4 separate regions of the Homo sapiens genome follow, and all the other regions are linked to region 4. The links are chromatin contacts, found by Hi-C or POLR2A ChIA-PET in ENCODE. All regions are on one chromosome and are shown on one strand. Each heading gives the region's core, a stretch centred on a gene start or an enhancer-like site at or near the end of the contact. The rest is flanking DNA. Distances are from core to core; before and after follow the strand shown. Region 1 overlaps ALPL (alkaline phosphatase, biomineralization associated). Region 2 holds the start of NBPF3 (NBPF member 3). Region 3 has its middle 47 kb from the start of ECE1-AS1. Region 4 holds the start of USP48 (ubiquitin specific peptidase 48).

What was found. Hi-C counts contacts between places; a loop is a spot of excess contacts on that map. ChIA-PET counts read pairs that join two places held with the same protein, here RNA polymerase II (POLR2A). Pooled maps may share reads with other maps.
Region 1: a loop to region 4 is called in a pooled map, with 2.0 times the contacts of the local background. The contact joins the enhancer-like site here to the promoter of USP48 in region 4. A Hi-C loop is called at or near these places in 1 of 168 maps with a recorded cell type or tissue (dorsolateral prefrontal cortex), 1 of 37 single-sample maps with no recorded cell type and 5 of 50 pooled maps. POLR2A ChIA-PET finds 5 or more read pairs at or near these places in 2 of 52 experiments (SK-N-SH and activated B cell).
Region 2: a map of CD4-positive, alpha-beta T cell shows a loop between it and region 4 (12-fold over the local background). The contact joins the promoter of NBPF3 here to the promoter of USP48 in region 4. A Hi-C loop is called at or near these places in 1 of 168 maps with a recorded cell type or tissue (CD4-positive, alpha-beta T cell) and 6 of 50 pooled maps. POLR2A ChIA-PET finds 5 or more read pairs at or near these places in 1 of 52 experiments (activated T-cell).
Region 3: a map of CD8-positive, alpha-beta T cell shows a loop between it and region 4 (5-fold over the local background). The contact joins the enhancer-like site here to the promoter of USP48 in region 4. A Hi-C loop is called at or near these places in 2 of 168 maps with a recorded cell type or tissue (CD8-positive, alpha-beta T cell and ascending aorta), 4 of 37 single-sample maps with no recorded cell type and 13 of 50 pooled maps. POLR2A ChIA-PET finds 5 or more read pairs at or near these places in 3 of 52 experiments (GM12878 and activated naive CD4-positive, alpha-beta T cell).

The regions. Positions count from the first base shown.
Region 1 is chr1:21,523,848-21,526,687 of GRCh38, reverse strand. All of the region lies in intron 1 of ALPL (alkaline phosphatase, biomineralization associated), which reads right to left. Among named protein-coding and RNA genes, the nearest start is that of ALPL, 16 kb to the right of the region's middle. Within about 2 kb of position 1,552, at least 10 of the 41 ENCODE cell types and tissues checked have a DNase peak (open chromatin) inside an H3K27ac peak, as active enhancers do; they include dorsolateral prefrontal cortex, where a contact is called at or near this core.
Region 2 is chr1:21,438,848-21,441,987 of GRCh38, reverse strand. It overlaps NBPF3 (NBPF member 3), which reads right to left and starts at 1,851. Exons shown (of 15, transcript NM_032264.6): 1 at 1,640-1,851. RefSeq lists silencers at 938-1,232, 2,198-2,247 and an enhancer at 1,207-1,717.
Region 3 is chr1:21,338,731-21,341,676 of GRCh38, reverse strand. It overlaps a transcript of ECE1 not described here. Among named protein-coding and RNA genes, the nearest start is that of ECE1-AS1, 47 kb to the right of the region's middle. RefSeq lists an enhancer at 2,234-2,946. Within about 2 kb of position 1,341, at least 20 of the 41 ENCODE cell types and tissues checked have a DNase peak (open chromatin) inside an H3K27ac peak, as active enhancers do; they include ascending aorta, where a contact is called at or near this core.
Region 4 is chr1:21,781,842-21,784,758 of GRCh38, reverse strand. USP48 (ubiquitin specific peptidase 48) reads left to right here and starts at 1,610. Exons shown (of 27, transcript NM_032236.8): 1 at 1,610-1,935. The coding sequence starts at 1,802. RefSeq lists enhancers at 1,227-1,276, 1,022-1,792, 2,217-2,316, 1,793-2,564, 2,877-2,917 and a silencer at 1,487-1,846.

The DNA of each region.
Region 1 (2,840 bases), core at 303-2,802, 260 kb after region 4:
TCTCACAGTTCAAATAATAAGTTTTCACATAGACCACATCCTGTGACCATCAATTAAGTGAGAAGCTAAGCGTTTACAAGTATAAATCATTACCCCTACACTTAGAAATGAAAAAAAGTCCCTAAAAATTTCAAGGATCAAAGAAAAGTCATAGTAGAAACTTAAAATTACTTAGAACTGAATGATTAAAAACACCACATATCAAAAATTATATAATGCAGCAAAAAAGGTTAAAAATTAATAAAGTAGGCCGGGCGTGGTAGCTCACACCTGTAATCCCAGCACTTTGGGAGGCCGAGGCAGGCAGATCACCTGAGGTCAGGAGTTTGAGACCAGCCTGGCCAACATGGTGAAACCCCATTTCTACTAAAAATACAAAAATTAGCCAGGTATGGTGGTACATGCCTGTAGTCCCAGCTACTCCAGAGGCTGATGCAGGAGAATAGCTTGAACCTGGGAGGCGGAGGTTGCAGTGAGCCGAGATGGCGCTATGGCACTCCAGCCTGGGAGACAGAGACTCCATCTCAAAAAAAATAAATAAATGAAATCTGCTGTCTCCAGAAATCCTTTGCGGCCATTCTGCCCAAGGCTTAGCTAGGTGGCCTCTCATGCTTTCCCTCATCCTCTACCACCTAGGGCTCTGTGGGGGAGTCTGCTTACAAGACCATTTCTGTACACACTCTTTTTGTTCGTTTGTTTGAGACAGAGTTTTGCTCTTGTTGCCCAGGCTGGAGTGCAATGGTGCCATCTTGGCTCACTGCCACCTCTGCCTCCCAGGTTCAAGCAATTCTCCTGCCTCAGCCTCCGGAGTAGCTGGGATTACAGGCACGCGCCACCATGCCCGGCTAATTTTTGTATTTTTAGTAGAGACGAGGTTTCACCATGTTGGTCAGGCTGGTCTCGAACTCCTGACCTCAGGTGATCCACTGGCCTTGGCCTCCCAAAGTGCTGGGACTACAGGCGTGAGCCGCGGAGCCCAGCCTACACACACTCTTTGAAGGCAAAATCCAGGGCAGATCCATCTGTGATTCCAGCACCTAACCCTGGGCCTCACAGGCAGTTGGGCTAATGAGATGTTTGTTGAATCAGTGAATGTCCTCCCGCACCCGTCTTTCCCCTTCTTGACTGGCTTCCTCCTCTCTCCACCCTGACAAGTGCCAAGACGCCAGCACCCAGGTGAGCACGCCAGGAGAGGCCGCTCCATCAGGAATTTCCTGAGCAGGGGCAGCCTTTTTCTTCCTCCACTCAGCTTTCTCCAGGTAGATGGGACAAAGCCCAAGACAAGCGCTGCCTCCATCACAGGAATAGTCTGGGGCCTGGCCCAGCCAAGTCTATGGGCCATGCATTTTTCCTGTATTTTACCCTCGGTGGCTGGAGCGTGTGGCGGGATGAGGAGGTTGGCAGGCTTGCCTCAGTGCCCCAACTGGGGGCCTTGCCCAGCTGAGCTCCGTTTGGCCAGAGGCCAGCTGGGAAACACTTGATTATTCAAATCATGTGGCCGCCCAAGAGGAAAGCATCCGTTTCCTCCAAGAGGGGGAAGTGGGGCAGGCAGGCCAGCCCAGGGATTTGGTTGTTGAAAAGGGAAATTTCAGAACAAAGTTCTCACACAAACCAGCACTCTGAGATTCACTGCCCCAGGAAGACTCTGGAAGCCTCAGATAGAAACTCAGGAGGGTCAGGCTCGAGGCCAGAGCCCTGGAGTGAGGCCTGGACCAATCCCCCACTTACGTTTCTGAGTTAGCAGAGGCCTCAGCCAGGCTAATTGCTCTGGCCTCCCCCTGACCCTGGTCCTGGAGACACCAGGACTGCCCCGCCATGCCCCTTCGCCTGTCCTTCCCTTCCCCCAGGAATCGCGCAGGGGATAGATAAACTCCGCACTTCTAAGCTCAGGGAGCTGGAGCCTCGGAGCCTCCCAGCAAGTGTCACACAGTCTGTTCCTGCTATTTGCTCAACTCCTGCCTTGCTCCCCCTCCCCAGATCTGGCTCCAAAAGAACTAGCAGGTTCAAGAAGAGTGTACCCATCTGACATGCAGAGAATTATCTAGTACTCATTAAGTGAGACCGGACTCTGGAGCAAGGCTGCCCGGGTTCCAATTCTGGATTAACCCATGTATGAGCTATAGGACCTTGGGTGATCCCTTCCCTTCCTTTGTGCTTCTATTCATTTTTTTTTCTTATATTTTTTATTTTTAGAGATGGGATCTTGCTATGTTGCCCAGGCTGGAGTGCGGTAGCTATTCACAGGTGCAATGATATCTCACTGCAGCCTTGAAGTCCTTGGCTCAAGCAATCCTCCTGCCTCAGTCTCCCAAGTAGCTAGGACACAGGCATGTGCCACCACTCCCAGCCTGTGCTTCCATTCTTTACCTGTAAAAGCAGAGATTTGGGCCGGGCGCAGTAGCTCATGCCTGTAATTCCAGCACTTTGGGAGGCTGAGGCGGGCAGATCATGAGGTCAGGAGTTTGAGACCAGCCTGAGCAACATGGTGAAACCCCGTCTCTACTAAAAATACAAAAATTAGCCAGGTGTGGTGGCACGCGCCTGTAATCCCAGCTACTCAGTAGGCTGAGGCAGGAGAATTGCTTGAACCTGGGAGGTGGAGGTGGCAGTGAGCCGAGATCACGCCACTGCACTCCAGCCTGGGCGACAGAGCGAGACTCCATGTCAAAAAAAAAAAAAAAAAAAAAAGCAGAGATTTGAGTATCTACCCTTTGGGGAGGTTAGATTCAGGAAATGACAACTCTTGCTATTATCAGTGAACAAATTAAGGTTTCATAAAAGAGCTAGGCCTGGATCTCTGGACCAGACAACCCCATGGCAGACACATCCCCCCTCACCAG
Region 2 (3,140 bases), core at 602-3,101, 340 kb after region 4:
AAACCACACTGATATATTACTGCACCCCTACTAGAATGGCAAAATGATTTTTAACTGACAGGCATCAGCGAGGATGTGGGGTAACCAGAATATCCTTGCTAAATGGTACAACCACTTTGGGAAAATGTTCAACAATATGTAATACTAAAGTTTTATCATTCATATACCTCTAAAACCAACAATGCCACTCCAAAAATATACTCCAGTCTAGTAATGTTCTATTTCTTGATCTGTGGTGGTTCACTTGGTCAAAATTCATTACTTTTTTTTTTTTTTTTTTTGAGATAGGCTCTCACTCTGCCATCCAGGTCGGAGTGCACTGCCATGATCACGGCTCACTGCAATCTCAACCTTCCGGGCTCTGGTGATCCTCCCACCTCAGCCTACCGGGTAGCTGGGACTACAGGCACACACCACCACACACAGCTAACTTTTGTATTTTTAGTAGAGATAGGGTTTTGCCACATTGCCGAGGCTAGTGTGGAAATCCTGGGCTCAAGTGATCTACCCACCTTGGCGTCCCAAAGTGCTGGGATTACAGGTGTGATCTACTGCGCCCGGGCCCCCTGCACATTTAAAATTGTGAACTTCTTCTGTATACTTCAGTAACTTTTCCAAGATTTCTTTGACGCAAAGTTATCAGAAATCTTAAAGCCAGCATTTCAGAATAGAAAAAAATAGCTTCTGGTTCACTAGTGAAATTTTACTAATAAAATTTAAAAACAAAAAGAAAGCTACTAACGCATATCAGCTCCAAACAGATTAAACACTACCAGCAGATCTTTAACTTCGTGAAGCACTGGGATTCATTCCTTTGGCAAAGAAAGGATGAACAACACCGTAACCCAAAGAAAAGGTACCACTGCCAGAAAAGACTTCTTTTCGAAAGCAGCTCTAGCAGCAAAAGACAGAAGGAAAGCAAGGAAACTAGGCCAAACGTCTTGGTTAACTCTTCGGTGAAAGGACGCCACATGAGATGATGATCTAAGAAGCCAGAAAGACAGACAGACAGGCACAGGGAAACCACAGCAACTCCTCGGAGTGCAAACAGCAACCCCACAATCCAACCTAGCCGAAATCCTGCGGTTCATTTGAGGCTTGCCCCGCTAGTCAGGAGGTGATTCAGTGATGGCTACAAACGCTCCTCATGTGCATCCTGGACCTGGCACACCTGGCTTGCCCATCACCAGCCTGGAGACACCGCCAGGAGCAGAAGCCCGGAGGCCAGTAAAGACCCCAACTTTGCAAGTCAGGGGCGCGAGCGCTCTCGCCTCTCAGGCCCGCAGAGGGAACCGATTTCCGGCCTCGAGGGTGGGGTGCGGAGTCAGTGTCCTCTACAGGATATAGGAGGACGTGCCCCCGAAGCTGCTCCGTCCCTCCACCCCCTGGGATGCCACAGAACACCCGCCAGCGAGTTTCTTCCCCAGCGCCCACGAGAGCTGGGCTGAGGGCGGCAGCGGCAGGCGAAGAATCCAGCGCGGGGAACTCAGCCCCCGGCGGTGCACGACCCCCCACACCCCCCACCTCCCACCCGCCCCCGCGCTCGCGCAACAAAACTTGCGACGGCCGCGCCTCGACCCAGGTGTGCGCCCGCCGGTCCCGGATTCACCGCCCGTCCAGCCTGGCGCGGCGCCCTCACCTGAGAAACGCTGGGTGGACTTCGCCGTAACTTCCCATCCAGACGGCGGCCCGCAGCCGCGCCGCCGCGCCTCGGCCCAGCTCCTGGCGCCGCAGGTTGCCAGTCCCGCGTTCCCAAAAGCACCGCGCGCAGAAGCTCACTCAGTCTCGGGATCCTCACCTACCCATCCCAGTACCGCCGCTGTCTCAACCGCCACCCAACCCCTCGCCTGTGCCTGCGCCTGCGCCTGCGCCTGCAGCCCACTGGCTCCTCAGGGTCCGGATGGGCCGCGTCAGGAGAACCCAAGGCGCAGGCGCGGCGGGGCCTTAAAGGGACTCGGCGGCCTCTACTGCACAACAGGTTCGAGCAGGTTAGGGGCCCTGCGGGCCGAGAAAAGGAGTAACCTAGGTGATGCACCGAGTGCAGCTGGGACGGGGAATCCCTCTCTGCCCTCCGCGTCTCTCTCAAAGCACCAGCCCTCGACCCTCCAAATCGCTGATTTCCCCGGCCACTTGAACCGCCCCTGCCAGGTTAAAGAAGCAGAAGACACACCCCCTCGGAGGCCCGGAGCGTCCCCGCGTGCCCACACGGATTTTATTTTTTTCTGAAAAGATGGTACATTTACATGGTTCGAAATTCAAATAGGGCCAGGCGTGAGCCCTGGAGTTCGAGACCAGCCTGGACGAAAAAGAAAGAGCCCCGTATCTATTAAAAAAAAAAAATCAAATAGTACAGAAAATTGTAAAGTTAAAATAGGCATCTTTTCCATTCCTGTCTCCCAGTCTCACCCTGTAGGCAATCTGTGGGATGCTGTTCCTGTGAATCCTTCCAGGGATATTTTATGTACGTTTTCGCTTTTTTTATTTTTATTTTTTTTTTTGAGATAGAGTCTTGCTCTCGTTGCCCAGGATGGAGTGCAATGGCATGATCTTGGCTTCCTGCAACCTCCACCTCCCAAGTTCAAGCTATTGTCCTGCCTTAGCCTCCCAAATAGCTGGGATTACAGGTGCCCACCATCCTGCCTGGCTAATTGTTGTATTTTTAGTAGAGACGGGGTTTCACCATGTTGGCAAGGCTGGTCTAGAACTCCTGACCTCGAGTCTTGCTCTGTCACCCTTGCTGGAGTGCAGTGGCACAATCTCAGCTCACTGCAACCTCTGCCTCCCAGGATCAAGCGATTCTCCTGCCCCAGCCTCCCGAGTAGCTAGGACTACAGGCGTGTGCCACCACACCCAGCCTCCCTTCCCATTTGGCACGTGCCAGCCACGTGCCAAGTCCCAGGCCCCAAACTGGTTAGGGGTCAGGAAGAGCGTTCCAAAGAGCTCACACAGAAGTTCAATCCTATCTCTCCACCAAGGTGGGCGACACCATGGGGCTGCAATGCCTGCTTTTGTGCTTTTCAGGCACCTCCCCCAGTGCTGCCAACTGCCCTTCTGAAGGGCCTGTGTTTGCCACCCTCTGCCTTCGCACTAATTTGCTATTTCTAATCTGCTCTGGGCCAGGAGAACAGATAAAACTAGGG
Region 3 (2,946 bases), core at 92-2,591, 440 kb after region 4:
TGCTGGTGACTGGGCTACTGAGGCCTCCTTACATTGCTACACTCTTTTGGTAAACAAGGATGTTGTTACCTTTTGTTAAAGAATAAATACATTGTTTTCCCTGCAGAGTTGGGGAGGCCAGGGGAAGAACAGGATTTGAGGCATGAGAGGGCTACAAGGTGGGCTTGGCAGAATGTTCTGGGCGTTAGCCCAGAAAACCAGCTTGGCCAAGTCCACACTTTCATGTCTACGGTGAGAGAGGAACCATGAGCAAATGTTTACAATTTTTTGTGCTTCTGCTCAATTTTTTTCTCTCCAATTGACTGGGTAAGCCTCCTGCCATAGTCAAAGGGCTTCATTCATTTGTTCATTCACTCACTCACCAAACAAGTCTGTCTGGCACAACACGAGGCATGGGGGCCGTGGTCAGTGTGAGTGAGACTGATAGGTCTCTCTCTCCCACAGTCTGATGGACAGGCAGGCAGACAGATACAGAGCAGGAAATTACAAGCGCAATTACTGTTGTCAGGGAGACACGCGGGGGGCTGTGGGATTGGACCGGGAACCTGACCTGAGGATCAGAAAAGGCTCCCTGAGCACATGGCATTAAAATCATAACCTAAAGAGCGAGTGGGACTGGGAAGAGTGTTGGGGGGCGGGGGGTGGAGGGAGCAGAATGTGCAAGAGTACAGACCGCTGTGCCTTCAGGGATGGTTCATCTGGAGGCACGGAGGACTGTGCTTAGGAGGTGGCCCGGAGGGTGCACTCAGGGATGGTCATATGAAGGACCTGGGGCTCAATCCTTAGGGCAGTGGGGAGCCACTCAGGAGTTTATTTTTTAAATTTAATTAATTTACTTATTTATTGAGACATAGTCTTGCTCTGTCACCCAGGCTGAGTGCAGTGGTGCAATCTCAGCTCACTGCAGCCTCAGCCTCCCTGGTTCAAGTGATTCTCCTCAGTCTCCCGAGTAGCTGGGATTACAGGCGTGCCACCATGCGACTAACTTCTGTATTTTTTTAGTAGACACCGGGTTTCGCCATGTTGCCCAGGCTGGTCTTGGACTGCTGACCTCAAGTGATCCACCCGCCTCAGCCTCCCACAGTGCTGGGATTACAGGTGTGAGCCACCGCACCCAGCCTACTGAGGAGTTTAGAGTCAGGGGAGTGACACGGTCGGATTTGCATTCTGAGATGGTCACAGGCTGCTTTGTGGTGATTGAGTAGAAGGAGTGAGGCCGAAGGCTGGGAAACCAGTGAGGAGGCACCTGAAGTGGCCCTGGGAGAAAGGTGGTGCTGCAGGCACCATCCAGTCCTCCTCTAGCCCAAACCACGCCCCTGGCATGCTGCCCAGAGCAGTCAGTGAAGACAGAAGGAGGCTGTGGCCCCAGACAGAGGTCCCAGACAGCCCCTTCTCCTGAATGTATTGACCCTTCCCCTCATCCTTTCAGGCAGATAACCAGCCGAGGGCCCTGGTCTCCAGAGCCTTTAATAGAGGAGAAAGAACAAGTTCCCAGATCGCTCTGAAATAAGGTAGAAAATGCTATGTGCCAACCTGGGGATGCAGCTCCAGAGTCATCCTGCCCATAGGTGTGTATCAGGGAAGCCTTCCCAGAAGAGGTGTTAACACTTGGTGGAATGCTTCCTAGACGCCAAGTTTTGGACACATAAAAAATTAGGAGGGGGGTTCACTTGTCCTTGAAGAGTTAATAGTCTGAGGGGCACAGTTTAATGAACAACCAGTGCTGGCGGAACCCCACTGTCAGGGTGGCACTGGAGTCCAGGACCTGGGGCCTGCCCTTTCCTTGGGCCCCTGAGGGCAGAGTGGCTGGGATGCCCCAGGCCTGTCTTGGTGGGCTGACAAGCCTAGGAATGGCTCCCTCCTCCCAACAGGGCCCCTTTGGACTTCCTGGGGGGAGGTGTAAACAGGGGAGCAAGTTTCTAGAGAGCATTCAGGAAATCGGCTAGGTGGGGATCTAACATCAGGGAGGTGGGCCTGGCTTCTGGGCCTTCTAAAGACGCTAGAGCGCTTGTATGAAAAGGGGATTAGGAACCACCAACTTCGAGGCCCCTGTTTGACAAGTGGGAAGACTGAGAGACAAAATGAGCATCTACTATGTGCCTGGCACTTAAATGTAATCTCTGCTCTTCACACCAACCCCAGGGAGGAGGGTGAGCCTTATTTCAGAGTTGTAAAAGCTGAGGCTCAAAGGTCACTTAGGGAATTAGGGACGGGAGCTAGACAGTGGCTCCCCGATTCCTCTAGATTATTATGGCTTCAGTCCCAAGCTGCCACTCAGTTTGGCAGAAACTTGGCCTTCCTGGGAAAGCCCACTGGGACAGGGATAGGACTGTTGAGCCGGTAGCCAGAGGCGTTGAGAGCTCACTGGGGCTGGACACTGGCCAGGCTCAAATGCTGGTTATTTATTGTTCACCTTTGCACCGCACTTGACAGTTAGACCTTTTCTTCCCCATTCACCGACTGTTCTTGGATTCCCACTGCCAATCAGTAGCAGAACTAGAACTTGAACTCAGGCCTTGTGACTCCCAGCCCAGTCCCCCGCCCTGAGATCCCCAGCTCCCCAGCTCAGATAACAGCCCCTCCCTGTCTGGCACCACCTGGTCCCCTGGCCTGGGTCTCCACTAACCCCCACCCCTAACACCTGATGTCCCAGCCTTTCTGACCACATAGCCCTCTAAGCAGGAGGAGCAGCCCCTGGCCCAGAAGCCTCCTCTCCCCATCCTCCTCCCACAGCTCCCTTCCCTCCTTGGCTGGGAAGGCAGGAGGGTGGGCCTGGGGCAGCAGCCAGGCAGAGTTAGGTTACAGCGTAAACACAGTCATGTCAATATTTACCTCTGCCTGGAAGCAGAGCCTCCCACCTCCCTGCCTGACTCCCTCCAGCTGCCCATCCAGCTGCACATGGCCCGCTCCCAGGCTCTGATCTGGTCATTGAAAGCAAGGCCAGGG
Region 4 (2,917 bases), core at 361-2,860:
TTGGCCTCCCAAAGTGCTGGGATTACAGGCGTGAGCCACCGCGCCCGGCGGCAAGGTCTTCCTTTCAAGCCATAACTCTCACCTGTCCCTGTCTCAGAAATTGTGGCCCTCTCACGCCAAGCTTTTCTCTTCTGTGCCTTTGCTCCTTGTGGTTTCTTTTTTTCTGGAATGGTGTCTTTCTTCTATCCTGGATAAGTCCAACTCACCCGTTAAAAGCGGGCTTCGGAATTACTTCTGGGAAGCCTTTTCTCAAGTACCCCGAAGCCTCCCAAGACTGGGATGGGGATCTTTGTATTTCTACCGCTCACTCCCTAACCCACTTCCAAGGGCAGGGACCACATCTTACTTTCTTCTGCCTTCAGCGAATTTTTTTGTTTTTTTTGAGACGGAGTTTTACTCTTGTTGCCCAGGCTGGAGTGCAATGGCGTTATCTCGGCTAACCACAACCTCCGCCTCCCGGGTTCAAGCGATTCTCCTGCCTCTGCCTCCCGACTAGCTGGGATTACAGGCATGCGCGACCGCGCCTTGCTAATTTTGTATTTTTAGTAGAGACGGGGTTTCTCCATTTTGGTCAGGCTGGCCTCGAACTCCTGACCTCAGGTGATCCGCCCACCTCGGCCTCCCAAAGTGCTGGGATTGGATCCTTGAGCCACGGTGCTCGGCCCAGTGAATGTTTATCTAAAGAATTCAGCCTAAGGTTTTCCAGCAGGCAAGCAGCTGAGTCAGAAGTTAGCGCTTAGATTCTGGCAGAGCTCTAATTCAAATTCAAAATTCTTAAATATCCTCACTTTAGTAGAGTTCTTTACAGTTTGCAAAACAATTCTCATAAAGCTACTCTTTATGTCCTGGGGCAGGAGTCGCAGAAAGGAAATGTTTTAAACCAGGAGCTAGAGAGGAACTAGAAAATCCTGGCATAGAGGTAACAGTCTTGAGAAGGGAGCCAACAGCAAACATGACCTTGCGCACCAGAGAAACTCCACCCTGGCACCTCGGACCCCCGCCCGCACAGTCTGCGGCGCACTGAGCACTCCCACCTCGAAGACTACAAATCCCAGCATGCCTCACAGTCAGTGGCAGGACGCAGGGCATGCCGGGACACGTAGTCCCACCCTAGCACGGGAAAAGGCCGGAAGGTCCCATGACGTCAGGAGGGCTCGGGAAAGGGGTTCGGAACCGGTCTAGGCTCAAGTTAAATCTCCCTCTAAAGAGCCAACACTGGTTTCTTTGGCGACTCGGTTTCTACTCTAAACAGGTCCCGCTCCACAGTCTGGGCGGGCCTGTGTGTGCGTTGAGTAGCCTCTAGCGTGAAAACTTCATGGTTAAAAGGGAAGTACCGGAGGCAAGAAATAGCTTTCGAGGCACTGGTTTGTTAGAGTAGTGGTACGTAGTGCGCCGCCCTGAACGGGGGCTGAGACGCTGCTTTTCCAGAAGTGCCAGTGAGGACGTGGCAAGACCGCCTCGGACGTACGCTTCCTCTACCTCAGCCCGTCGGGTTAGGGGCGCGGGAGGCGCAGAGGCTGCTGGGAACGCGCATGCGCTCAGCGCGGCGGGGAGTCCACCTTTAACGTCCGCGGGCGCGGGGTGTGTCGGGTGTCGACGGCGGCGCTTTGCGGCCGGTCGTGCGGGTCGGGCGCGGGCGGGCGCGGCGGCAGTGGCGCGCACAGGTGATTGACTGGCCAGCTGCCTGAAGGAGCGCCAGGTCCTCCTTGCTGGCAGGTGGCGAAGCCCATTGGGGCGGCGGTGCAGACCGCGGCGGCGGCTGCGGCGGTCTGGCTCGGGAGGCGTTCCTGGGGCCAAGGCCATGGCCCCGCGGCTGCAGCTGGAGAAGGCGGCCTGGCGCTGGGCGGAGACGGTGCGGCCCGAGGAGGTGTCGCAGGAGCACATCGAGACCGCTTACCGCATCTGGCTGGAGCCCTGCATTCGCGGCGTGTGCAGGTGAGGCCCGCGCACCGCGCCTCGCGGGCTCCTCGCGCCGGACCTTGGAAAGCCCGGGCGGGGTAGGGGAAAGGAAGACGGCAGCCCTTTGCGTGCATTTGGGAGGCGCGGAGCCGAGCGAGGTGGAGTTTCCCCCTTTGCGCCGTCTGCGCGACCTGGGAAACGCAGGCTTCCCGGGCTGTGCGCGGAGGTGATGCTGGCCAAAGCACTTTAGGAAGGTTTGGGTTCCCATCCAGAAGATGGCGGTGGAGATGAAGGCAGGAGCTGAGAGCTTAGCAAGCGTTGATGGTTGGGGTATCTTGGCCACAGCACGGCTCTTTCGTTTGTAAAAAGGAACTTTTTGGAAGTGAGCTTCATCACAGTGTATCTTGTTGGTGTTGACACCGAAGGCCTGATCATCTTAGTATTATTTTTGTAGAGGGCAGCTTTAGAAAAAACTGTGGTCAGCCTACGTCATCGATACCCTGCACCCCCGTTGGCCTTCCCTCACTCGTTAATCTAGTATTTTTTTTAAGCCTTTCTTTGGTCGTTCTGGTTCGACACCAGTTTACCGAGTACCAAGTTTAAGCTGTGATAGTGCTGTCCTTCACGTCTGCGCCGCCCTTGAACTTTACCTTTCCTTAACCCCCTCATATAGATTGAATCCTTAGGCTTTGCTCCCGTTTATTCCCTTTTTTCCACCTTGTAACGCGGGAACTATAGTTTTTGTTTCAGAATGTTGTTGAAATTGACTTGGCCAAGCCGGGCATGCTCAGTAGCCGTCTTTCGGCAGGCATTTAGGAAATGCTTTCTGGAGTTTTTACATTCCGCTGGGGGATCCGGAAGGAATGGAAGTCATGGTCTCTGGCTTTGGAGCTTAAAGTCTAGTATGAGAAGTGAAATAAGTTAGGGAGTTTCTATAAAGCAAACGAATAAGTCCAAGCTCTGGGCGTCTGTCTCACAAGGAGGGTAAATCTGACTTTAACAGTAAGTTCTGGAATGT